Regions from separate parts of the Homo sapiens genome. Here region 2 is linked to region 1. A link is a contact called in ENCODE Hi-C or POLR2A ChIA-PET data. All regions are on one chromosome and are shown on one strand. Each heading gives the region's core, a stretch centred on a gene start or an enhancer-like site at or near the end of the contact. The rest is flanking DNA. Distances are from core to core; before and after follow the strand shown.

The links. A loop is a pair of places that touch in the nucleus more often than their neighbours do. ChIA-PET counts read pairs that join two places held with the same protein, here RNA polymerase II (POLR2A). Pooled maps may share reads with other maps.
Region 2: a pooled map shows a loop between it and region 1 (4-fold over the local background). The contact joins two enhancer-like sites. A Hi-C loop is called at or near these places in 3 of 50 pooled maps. POLR2A ChIA-PET finds 5 or more read pairs at or near these places in 2 of 52 experiments (MCF 10A and activated T-cell).

The regions. Positions count from the first base shown.
Region 1 is chr7:51,118,460-51,124,676 of GRCh38, reverse strand. The region is part of intron 6 of COBL (cordon-bleu WH2 repeat protein); the gene reads left to right. Among named protein-coding and RNA genes, the nearest start is that of COBL, 200 kb to the left of the region's middle. Within about 2 kb of position 2,361, at least 9 of the 41 ENCODE cell types and tissues checked have a DNase peak (open chromatin) inside an H3K27ac peak, as active enhancers do.
Region 2 is chr7:50,630,393-50,636,609 of GRCh38, reverse strand. All of the region lies in intron 7 of GRB10 (growth factor receptor bound protein 10), which reads left to right. Among named protein-coding and RNA genes, the nearest start is that of DDC, 68 kb to the right of the region's middle. Within about 2 kb of position 3,634, at least 3 of the 41 ENCODE cell types and tissues checked have a DNase peak (open chromatin) inside an H3K27ac peak, as active enhancers do.

The sequences.
Region 1 (6,217 bases), core at 1,112-3,611:
GAGCACTTTATGTCCCCAAAATACAGAGAACGCTTGTCTTTTGGGTAGATTACGACATAGGTGTCCAGGACAGTGGCAGCAGCCGTCGCCATGGGAAGTTCCCACTAGCAACATTAGTTTGTATGGTTCCAGTCTAATTCCCATCCCAGAGAAGCCATCAGTGTTGGAAAGGCCATCTCATTCCAGTTGGGAGCCAGAGATACACTGGGTGAGGGTGTCACTTCCAAATTCTTTCTTGGTAAGTGGCATGCAACTCATGGAAGAAGTCCAAGCAGACAGAAGTTATTCATCTCTGCTGGTCATATTTTAATTGCTAAATCAATTGGAGATTGCTAATCTCCAATTGCTAATGAATTAGATTGCTAATGAAAGGCCATTGTGCCAGACAAATTGCATGTGGAAGTACACTGGCCAGCAGGAAGACAGCAAAGGCACCGTCATCCAGTCGTCGGCCAACTGGTCCCATGATGCAGGTCCCAAGTTAAGCACAATAGCAATTAGAGAGACCCAGCAACAGTTCAGTTCTTCTTGCATCCCAGGCACTCTGCTAGGACTTTTATGCACATCATCTCATATAACTTCATCTTTACAATATCCTTATAAGGCAGGTTCTGTTATCTTCATTTTACCAATGAGGACACTGAGGTTTACAAAGGGAAAGTGAGGTCCCAGGGCTGCTACTACTGCCAGTAAGCAACAGAATATGGGCCTGTCTGATGTCTTTTCTGCATGGAGCCATCATGCATTGATGCTGATTCAATCCAAGAGAGTTGTGTAACACTTGGCAGAGGGGGGTGCAGGGTGACTGTGGCTCTGCAGCCTCTGCCTGGGGTGATGTGGGTGAGGAGGTGGCATGGTGCTGTCACATGGCGTAGCACTGCAATGAGTCACTTCAACATGATCTTGTTAGACATAGAGATTCTGAAATGAAGAAAATGTTTGACTCATTTACTCGTCATTGACAGGGAAGTCATGCATTTGCTGGTTGAGAATCAAAACTCAAAGATTTAAAAACAATTGTATGCATCTTCTTGAAGGAAAAATGTACCCCTGCTCCATCATTCACAGCCTCCTTGAATTTTTCACTGGAGTGTTTTCTTAGCACTGTCTGTTCATGGTGCTCTTTCTCAGCAGCCTGTTCTGCTTGTGCAGAAAGTCCTACTGCAGTTGAAACATCCTGGCAGAAAATGAAAGAATTGGTTCACCTCCACACATGGCCTCTTGTCAAAAAAATTAAGCAAAACTGGCAAGTTAGCGACAAGGGATACAAGGCTCTTGTTCTGTAGAACTCTGTTCCCTTGATGGAACTACTTAGTAAATGGGGTTAACTTCATCAGGCTAGCCAGCTCCAAATATACATAAACTCAAGAAGTCTGGAACCCATGTCAAATTCATGTTAAAAGGCATGAACTGCCAAGCCATTACTGTAGGCATAGCCAAATACATTGTAAATATATCTGTCAGTTTTGCTCAGATACGGATATCTGCCTGTTTTTTGAGATGCTTCCTTTTGTTTTGGCTTTACCCAACTTCCAAAAATCTGTCTGTCTGCTCATACAGTATGTTATGAGACTTTAAAAGTCTTGATAGGGACAACAAATAAAACAAGTAGGATTCTTTCAGGCCTAACTAAACTGTCTTTGAGTCTACATTTTACAAAAATAATTATGTCATTCAATTTTTTTTTTTTTTTTGAGATGGAGTCTCGCTCTGTCGCCCAGGCTGGAGTGCAGTCAGTGGTGCGATCTCAGCCTACTGCAGCCTCCTCCTCCTGGGTTCAAGCGATTCTCCTGCATCAGCCTCCTGAGTCGCTGGGATTATAGCCATGCGCCACCATGCCCTGCTAATTTTTGTGTTTGTAGTAGAGACAGGGTTTTGCCATGTTGCACAGGCTGGTCTCGAACTCCTGACCTCAGGTGATCCACCAACCTCGGCTTCCCAAAGGGCTGGGATTACAGGTGTGAGCCACTGTGCCTGGCCTGACATTTAAATGTTAAATGTGCCAGATGTAAAGCATATCTGCCATTTTAGTAAATTAACAAAACTAGCAAAGAGCTAAATAACTGAATTGATACTAATGCATTTTGTAATAAACAGCCAAGTATAGGTTGTATTTATATTCTACAATGTGGAGACGAAAAAACAACACTTATGATGGTACAAAACAACCTTTCTAAAAATACTGGGGAAATAGAAGTGCTGCAGAGATCATCTCTGGCGTCCAGCTGCCTCCTCCCATCCTGGAGATGGTGAAGATGAGGACAGCATTGTGTTCAGAGGCACAAAGGAAGCCGAGTTCCTGTCCGACACAAACATCCCTGGGAACCTGTGGCACCTCCCACTGCAGAGCCTGTGAAAACAGCCAGGCTGCAAGGATCCTCCTTGGTGGAAATAGCCGGGCAGCTAACGCCAGTGTGCAGAGAAAGGAAGCTGGAGCTATTTTAGTTGCTTAACGTCTACCTTTTGTTTGTGGATCGTTTCCTCTCTGACACTTGTGGCTAAAGAAGCAAGTGTTGTTTGAAGGAGATTAGAGTCTTAAGTATTTTTAACACTCACTAGAGTGTGACATTGTATGGGAGCTCTCTGTGATAAAATCAAAATGAAAGGTGAGCTCGCCACTCTCCTGCACGTTGACAGTTTAGCAACATGGAGGAAGTGGGAAGCTGGCTTTGTGTTAGAGAGTTATGCTGTTCAAATATCCATCATTTAAGTATGCTGTTCTTATCCTTGTACTTCGTCATACTTTGTCACTTTGGTTTTGCCTGTCAGTCACGTCAACAGTCAGTATGTTTTTCACTATGAAGGGAAACTGCTGGAAGAGTGAGTTCATTATTTCTCTCACCTTTACATTTTGCAACTTTATATGTATATTCATGATTCTGTCCAGCCACCTTGATAATCCACAATCAGAAAAGTGGGTTTTCAAATATAAATCAGGATTTTAAATTTGCAGCAGTGTAAAAAGATCCAATTCCTGTCTTTGAGGCACTGTTCAGGATTTGGAAACTGAAGCTGGGTGCAGAGCCTCCTAGGCACCATCTCGTCTTGAACTTACATTCTGAACTCAGCCTTGACTGCTCTGGGTTCATTGTGGTTAACTAACCTTCAGCTTCAAAGACATTTGATTTACTCCTCAACCAAACTTACAAAATTTTAGTATCTGCAAAGCTTTTACTTTTGTGCACCAAAGGACACAGTCAACAGATTAAAAAGGCAACCCGCAGAATGGGAGAAGATATTTGCAAATTATGTATGTGATAAGGGATGTGTTGTATGGAGAACTCCTTCAACTCAACAACAAAAAACAAACAACTCAATTAAAAAATGAGCAAAGGGCTTAAATAGACATTTCTCCAAAGAAAATATACAAGTCAGCAAGCACATGAAAAGATGCTCAGCATCACTAATCGTAAGAGAAATGCAAATCAAAACCACAATGAGATACCATCTCATACCCATTAGGATGGCTGCTATGAGAAAAAACACAAAAGAAAAGATGCGTTGGCGGGGATGTAGAGAAATTGGAACCCTTGTGCATTGTTGGTGGGAGTGTAAAATGGTGCAGCCACTGTGGAAAACAGTATGACAGGTCCTCAGAAAATCCAAAATAGAATTCCCCATAGGATCTAGCAATTTCACTTCCGGGCATATATCCAAAATAATTGAAAGCAGGGCCTCAGACAGATACCTGTACACCCATGTTCATCGCAGCATGATTCATAATAGCTGAAACATGGAGGTAACACAGGTGTCCATCGATGGATGAATAGATAAACTGTGGTTTGTTCATTTGTTTACAATGAAATATTATTCTGTAATAATACAAAAATAAATACTTAAACATTTAAAAGGAAGGAAATTTTGATACATGCATCATCATGGATGTACCTTGAAGACATCATGCTAAGTGAAACAAGCCTGTCACAAAAAGACAAATACACAAATGCCATGTGATTCCACTTAGATGAGGCACTTACAGTAGTCAGATTCATGGAGACAAAAAGTAGGATGATGGTTGCCAGGGCCTGGGGGGTGGGAATTGGGGAGTTATTGTGGGATGGGTAGAGTTTCAGTTTTACAAGATGAAAAGAGTTTTGGAGATTGGTGGCACAACAATGTGAATGTACTTAACACTACTGAACTGTACAATTAAAAGTGGTTAAGATGGTAAATTTTATAGTATGTGTATTTACCATAATTAATGATAAAATTTAAAAAATTATTTAACCACTTCCTTTAAAAGGTATAACCTTAAGTAAGATCTTTTTACTTAAATATGGTAAATATAGTTTCTCCAAATGCCTTACGTGTGTTATATTTTTGAGTAAAATATTTTCAGTGAACCTAAGAAGGTTCACTGATGCCTGAAACATTTTTAGTGGGTAAATTTATTTGACAGTGAAATAACTTATATTTTAGGCCATTTACCCTCCCTCTCCATGTATTTTCTTTCTCCTTTGTATGTTATACCATTTGACAACACTGTTTTGACCCCCTTGTTTGATCCTTGCAAGCTAGAGTTATAAAGGATTCTGTTGTTTTCTATTTTTTCTATACTACCATATTTATTATATTTACTTATTTCAATATATTAAGATTGCCAAACAGGACTGTGGCCAAAAATCTGAAAGCATGTAGCATATCTTTGCTGAGGGAGCCAACAATTAAGAACAGACATCTTGTATTTAATGAGATCTACTGGTTTAGAGGCTGTGTGGTCTGTCTCATCCTTTCACAACTTCTGTACAACTTTGGGCAAGTCACTCAAAAGGACTTGCCAATCAACTTTTCTGAGTTCTATTTCCTTAGAAGTCAAATAATATCCTTACCTATCTACTTAACTAAGGTTTTGAAGAGTTAATGTATTAATAGAATTTGTAATAGTACTTACAAAAATAGTAAAGATTTTCAAATATTTTAAGTCCTATATTGATGAATATTTTTAAGTGAATGGTTTTGTCATGGGAATAATTTGGTGAACATCTAAATAATATTTGACCCGTTGATGTGGAGGACCACACAGGCTTACTATAAAGACTTGAATTCCACAGACATTTGACCTGTATTTGTGATACAAAAATCTTGTTTTTCCTCTTAAAAACTTTACTTACTACCCAGTTTCCATATTAGAGAAGCTCGTGGTGCAGTGTCTAATTTTAGAGGAAAAGGGCCTTGAATCATGAACACAGCTTCGCTCCCTCCTCCTTTTACTTTACAAACACAGGCCCAAGGTAAATGGACTTCCCTCACAAGCCAGCTGTGAGTTTGTTTGTCAAAAATAATTTGGTTCCCTTGGTTCTTAGAGGATGATGGTTTTATAGCTGTTACTTACAAAACCAATGTTTCCCTTAGTATTGAGCTACCTCTTTATTTAAACTATTAGAAAATGTGTCGCCATATATATCACTAGGATATATATGGTAATGAGAACCTAGATTAGGTAGCCTAAATACTATGGTACCTTAGAAGAGGTAATAATATCACCAGGGAAACTTAGTTTATAACCAAACTGACAGAATCTCTGTATTTGTCAGATAATGTCCCTGTAACTTTGGTAGGTATGTTTTAACCTTTTTATGTGTCTGAATTAAACTGTGTCATTTGTAAAACTTTCCTATGTGATGTAATCTCTGGTGACTTTAATTGTATATTAGAAAATAAGATGTTTTCAAGTGACTCTGGGACTGAGGAAACTAATTTTATATTTGGGTATTTTGAGCTGCAGACATGGGTCTGACATCCCACATGGCTGCAGGAAAGCTGGACAGCATCGATTTGCAGATACTGTGCTCTGGCTGTGGATTCCTCTCTGTGGCTGGGTCCAGCCTGCTCCAGCAGTGTAGAGCGTAGTTTGCTTGTTGAATGTAGGAGGGATATTTGGAGGACATAGGCTTTGCCTGGATTTGAATCCATCCCAGACTCCACCAACACTAACCTATACAACCTTGGGGAAGTTATTGAACCTCCAAGGGCCCCAGATTATAGAAGCGTAAAACATACTTTTGGTCTTCGTGACCAACACACCCTAATGTGACACCCCTCCCCCTCTCCCCCCCAGTGATTCACATCCTTGTATGAGCCCTTCTCCTTGAGTGAATTGGAATTTGGAACTTGCTTCTAACTTACAAGATATGGCAAAGATGATGGGATGTCACTCCCTGTGATTATAAAAGATTGTGAAATGCAGGTGGCCCCTAGGATGCGAGGATTGTCTCTG
Region 2 (6,217 bases), core at 2,385-4,884, 490 kb after region 1:
GATGTGATGAATCACATTTATTGATCTGCAGATGTCAAACTATCCTTGCATCCCTGGAATTAAACCCACTTGATCATGATGTATTACCTTTTTAATGTACTGTTGGATTTGCTTTGCTAGTATTTTGTTGAGGATTTTTGCATCTATGTTTTTATAAGGGATATTGGCCTGCAGTATCCTTACTTTGTTGTGTCCTTGCCTGATTTCGGTATCAGGGTGATACTGGTTTTGTAGAATTAGTTAGGAAAGAATTTCTTCTCAAATTTTTGGAATAGTTTCAGTAAGATTGGGACCACCTCTTGTTTGTATGGCTGTTAAAATTTGGCTGTAGGGCCAGGTATGGTGGCTCACACCTGTAATCCCAGCACTTTGGGAGGCTGAGGTGGGTGGATCACCTGAGCTCATGAGTTCGAGACCAGCCTGGCCAACATGGCAAAACCCTGTCTCTACTAGAAAATACAAAAATTAGCCAGGTGTGGTGGCACGTGCCTGTAGTCCCAGCCACTTGGGAGGCTGAGGCAGAAGAATCACTTGAACCCAGGAGGCAGAGGTTGCAGTGAGCTGAGATTGCACCACTGCACTGCACTCCAGCCTGGGAGACAGAATGAGACTCTGTCTCAAAAAAAAAAAAAAAAAAAAAAAAAAAAGGAAAGGAAAAAAAAAAAAAAGCTGTGGATCCATCTGGTCCTGGGCTTTTTTTTTTTTTTATTGGAAGATTTTTATAATTACTGATTCCATTTTATTACCCCTACTTGTCTATTTAGGATTTCTGTTTCTTCCTGATTCAATCTCAGGAAGTTGGGTGTTTCCAGGAATTTATCCATTTCCTCTAGGTTTTTTAGTTTGTGTGGATAGAGATGTTCATAATAATCTGTGATGATCTTTTGTATTTCTGTGGTATCAGTTGTAATGTCACCTTTTTCATTTCTGATTGTGCTCATGTGAATCTTCTTTTGTTCTTAGGTAAACTTGCTAGCTATCAATTTTATTTATCCTTTCAAAGAACCAACTTTTGATTTCATTGATCCTTTGTGGGTTTTTTTGTTTTGTTTTGTTTTTTGGGGTCTCAATAACACTTAGTTCTGCTCTGATCTTTATTTCATTTCTTCTGCTAGCTTTGGGTTTTGTTCTTGTTTTTTTAGTTCCTTGAGGTGTGACATTGGGTTGTTAATTTGAGAACTTTCTGTCTTTTTGATATAGACATTTAACACTATAAAACTTATTTCTTAGCACTGCTTTTGCTGTATTCCAGAGGTGTTGATATGTTGTGTCTCTATTTTCATTAAAAAAATTTCTTTTTCTGCCTTAAGTTCATTGTTTACCCAAAAGTCATTCAGGAGCACGTTTTTTAGTTTCCACGTATTTGTACAGTTTTGAGAGTTCCTTATGGTATTGATTTTTAATTTTATTACACTGTGGTCCAAGAAGATACTTGATATGGTTTTGATTTTTTAAAAAATTTATTGAAATGTGCTTTATGGCAAAGCATCTGGTCAATTTTGTTTGATGTGCAGATGAGAAAAATGTATATTCTGCAGGTGCTGGGTAGCATGTTCTATAAATGTTTATTATTTCCATTTGATCAGGTCTAGCTTAAGTTCAGAGTTTCTTTGTTGACTTTCTGCCTCAGTTACCTGTCTACTGTTGTCAGTGGGGTGTTGTAGCCCCCCACTATTATGGTATTGCTGTCATTCTCTTCTTTTAGGTGTAGTTGTATTTGTTTTATGAATGTGGGTGCTTTGGTGCTTGCACACGTATTTCCAAAATTTATGTCCTCTTGTATTGAATGCATTCTTATGATATAATGCCCTTCATTGTCTCTTTTTCTAAAACTGTTGTTAGCTTAAAGTCTGTTTTATCTGATATAAGAATGGCTACTCCTGCTCACATTTGTTTTCCATTGCATGATATATATTTTTCCACCCATTTACTTTGAGTCTGTAGGTGTCTTTAGCCGTTAGGTGGGTCTCTTGTAGGCAGCAGATGGCTGGGTCTTGTTTTTTTATCCAGTTTGCCAGTCCATGTCTTTTAAATGGAACATTTAGGCCATTTATGTTCAACATTAATATTGGTATTTGAAGTGTTATTCCTGTCATAGTGTTGTTAGCTGGTTTATTTGTAGTCTCAGTTGTGTAATTGCTTTATACAGTGAGCTTTGTCTACTTATGTATGCTGTTATGATGGTGAGTATCATCCTTTTGTTTCCATTTTTATAACTCCTTTGAGAATTTTTTTGTAGGATTTGTCTAGTAGTGGCAAATTCCCTCAGCATTGGCTTATCTGGGAAAGGCTTTATTTCTCCTTCATTTTTGAAGCTTAGTTTGGCAGAATATAAAATTCTTGACTTACGTTTCTTTTTTCTTAAAGGAGGCTAAAAATAGACCCCCAGTCTCTTCTGACTTGTAAGGTTTCTGCTGAGAAGTCCACTGTTAGTCTAATGGGATTTCCATTATAGGTGATTTGACACTTCTATCTAACTGCTTTTGAAATTTGTTCTTTCATGTTGACCTTGAATTAATCTGATGACCATTCTTTGGTGAATGTGCATCTTCTGTAGTATCTCTAATGGGTTCTCTGAATTTCTTGTATCTGCATATCTACATCTCTAGCAAGTTTGGGGAAATTTTCCTGAATTATTTCCCTTAAATATGTTTCCAAACTTATTTTTTTTCTTCTCCCTCAGGAATACCTATAAGTCCTAGGTTTAAATAATCTTACATTTCTCAAAGGCTTTATTCTTTTTTAAAAAATTGTTGTTTCTTCTTATCTGGGCTAATTCAAAAGACTAGTCTTCAAGCTCTGAAATTCTTCTGCTTGGTCTACTCTATTGTTGAAGCTTTCAACTGTTTTTTGAAATTCCTTTAGTGAACTTTTCATTTCCAAAAGTTGTTGTTGTTGTTTTGTTTGTTTTTAATATATCTATCTCATCTTTCATCTCCAGAATTACTCTTCTGGTTTTTTTGTGTTGGTTTTCAACTTTCTCTTGGCTCTCATTGAGCTTCCTTACACTTCATATCTTGAATTCTTTATCTGTCATTTCAAAGTTTTCATTGTGGTTAGGAGCCATTGCTAGAGGGCTAATGTGGATGTCACAACATTGTTTCTTCATGGAGCTGGAGTTCTTGTGTTGGTTTCTTCTCATCTGTAGAAGCGGTCACTACTTATTTTTGAATTTACTTTCATTTGCTTGGTATTTTTTCTTCCCTCCCCCACCTTGAGGATGTGACTGTTCTGTATGTTGGTTAAGTTCCTTTGTCTTGGCTTCTCTGTAGTTTTAGGGGGCCAAGGCTTTTATGAATTACTTGGTTATAGATAGCTTTAGTGTAGTGGTTTTCTCAAATGCTAGTTGTTTGTAGGTTGTAGTAACAGTGTGCTGGACCAGTGGTCAGACTCACTGTCTCCTACAGAGAAATGGGGAGGTGGAGGTTTCAGGAGGCTTATCTCATCCCCCACCGCTGTATACTGTCAGCAGGAATTACTTTGAGTTATGCAGTTCACCCTACAGGCCAGTAGGTGGCGCTTGCAGTTGAGAGGCAGTTGCAATAATAGCAGTGGAATTTTTGGCCTTTGTTGATGTGGGGAAATACCAGGGTTTCCCTGGCCATGGGCGGGATTCCCAGGGATCCCGTCCTGCACTCTGCCACCACCCTGGCTGGGGGCGGCAGAGCTGGGTATGGCTGGGTCTGGCAAGCCCGTGACCAGGCTCTCCAGGGCAGGTACAAGCACCAACCTTGGCGGGGGTCTAGGGACACCTCTCAGGCCACTGGGACAACCCTCTAGTGTGCAGCACAGTTGCCTTTCCTGCGCAACAGAGTCTCTTCAGTAGGAGGAGCAACTGGGATGCTTAGCCCAGCAGGTAGCCCTGGAGACTGCCAGCTCACACTCCCCCAACCCTGTGGTTCTCCCTCCAGCATCCAGCCCTAGCAACTGGCCCAACCAGCTAGGCTTCTCCCAAGTCATCCGCACTGCCCTGAGCTCCTGGTACTCAGGACCTCAGGACTCCCTGCAACGGAAACCAAGGCTATCAGGCCACACCCTTCTGGGTCTGGTCTCACTAAGGGTGGGGCACCCGGCTCCCATGCCACCCCTTGAACCTGCGCCACACTCTTTGCTGTGTTCAGACAGTGGGGGCTCCTCCAGTATTTGAAATCAGGCCACAAGTCTCATCTCCATAGCCCTGGGCAGTGTGCTGCGTCCTGGGGAGCTGAGACCAGGCCTCAGGGTCAAGCCTCAGCTGTGGTGGGGGACACTGAACTGCTCCCAGGCTAACAACAAAACACTTCAGGTGGGACAATGCAGGCTATTAAGCACATTTTTTTTAAGTAGGTTTGAGTCACTATAATTGAACAGGATTATTATGCGTGTTCTCTTTATGGTGAGTAGAGCCATATAATCATGTGTAGTGCTTCAGTTATCCCTTATATCAAGAAATAATATCATTAATTTAAAACAGAACTAAAAATAATGGCAGAATTACATTCCTTTTTGGTGAGATTAATTTAGCCTACCCTGGTTGGTTATGCCCTAGTCTGAAGTAAATGTAATTTACCCCAAACCTCCAGGCTTCAGGGTCTGCCCAATTTGAGGCCTTCAGGGCCACATGGAATCAAAAGCCTTTTTGTGTGAAGCCTTGGAGCCCACCTGGTACACGCTGGGTAGTGGGTTGCAGTGGAGAAGAAAGGCAAGCAGAGCCAGGGCGGGGAGCCCTGGTTAGATCCTGGCTCCAGTACTTTCCACCTCTGTGACATCGGGCAAGCTTTCTGCCTTCCAGAAATAGCTCCACCTCCTGTCAAAGGGGCAGAGACATGTGCGTGGAGTTAAGGCTTCCTTTGCCTTCCTGGCACAGCAGTCTTCCTGCTTTCTCCTCAAGGCCCCTCGGAGGCCAGGTAGGGTAGGGTAGGTCACCCAGAACAGGATTTCATCCACATGCACAACCTCATATCACGTCTTCGGGACCTTTTGCCTGCTTTGATAATTTCTCTTACCCTGTGAATGCCTCCACTTGGCCCTGTGATTACAACCTGGCTTCTCCAAAACATTTACCACGAGTATTTACCAGAGTTACTAAAAACTCCATTTTACATTACATCCTAAAAGAGCTTTTGAACTAAAAAGTATGCTAGATCATAATTAAGCACTGGGATGAAACTGGTCGCAAGAGCTGCTGGCCCAGAAGCCCTCAGATGTCTCGGTTTCTGTGTGAAGGTCTCAGGGTAGGTGTGGATCTCGGGTACTGTGGGTCAGTGTGTGCACCCTGGAGGCTGGGCCGTCTGTCCAGGGACATCTTATGCTGCAGAGGGCTCGAAGAGGACAAAGAGAGTGCCCCATTTGCTATTTTTACAAGGCGATTACTGCTGAGCCTTGAGCAAAGACTCACAGCCAGTCAGGAGGTCTTTTGGATGCAGTCATGAGATTCCCTGAGCCTGTAAGTTATCCAAGAGCAAGGTCTAAGACTGTGGCAGGAAGCAAGAGTGAGGGTCTGTGCTAAGATTGACAGCAAGGAGGGGCCTGAATGACTCCCACACACACAACAACCCCGTGGGGGCCACTGAGACAAAAAACCAGGTGCCCCAGAGTGGAGTTTGGGGCCGTGGAGATATAATGATCTACCTTCAACTCCAATTGTTCTTAAACTTCTTCCTTTAAGTTTGCAAAAAAAATTAAGCTCTTGCTTTTTTGTCTATGCAGTGAATATGTAAAAAGTGACAACAGAAAGTCTGGGAACAGTGGAACCTTCTATTAGCACTTCAGGGCTTTTATAACGGGATTCAGTGCCAAGCCAGCCAGAGGCCTGGGTAGCTTTGCAAACCATTCCTCCCCCAACTAACTCTAAAAAGACAGAGTTTCATGCTGTTGACATAATTATGCCCTCTTTAATATTGCCGTTTTATTTTTAAAAACAATTTGCTATTTAGGGGCTTTTTTGCAGTAGAGAGAAAGAAATTGAGGATTTGAGGGGTGGCTTTTCTGACTGAATTGTTCCTGCTGCATCTTAACTGGTCATGAGGTTTGCTTTCTCAGAACTGAAATCCTGAGTTGGAAGCAGCTTTCAGGGTCCTGCCCCTGCACCCTTCGGTGGTTGTCCACAGGCCTTCAGCTGGAGCCTGCCTTGTTCCCAGATCCACGGTGGATCCAAGCACGTCCCAGGGAGGGCACGTGTCAGGGGCCAGGATCTTTTCAAGAGGGTATCTCATTAATCCATGTCATAGCAACACTA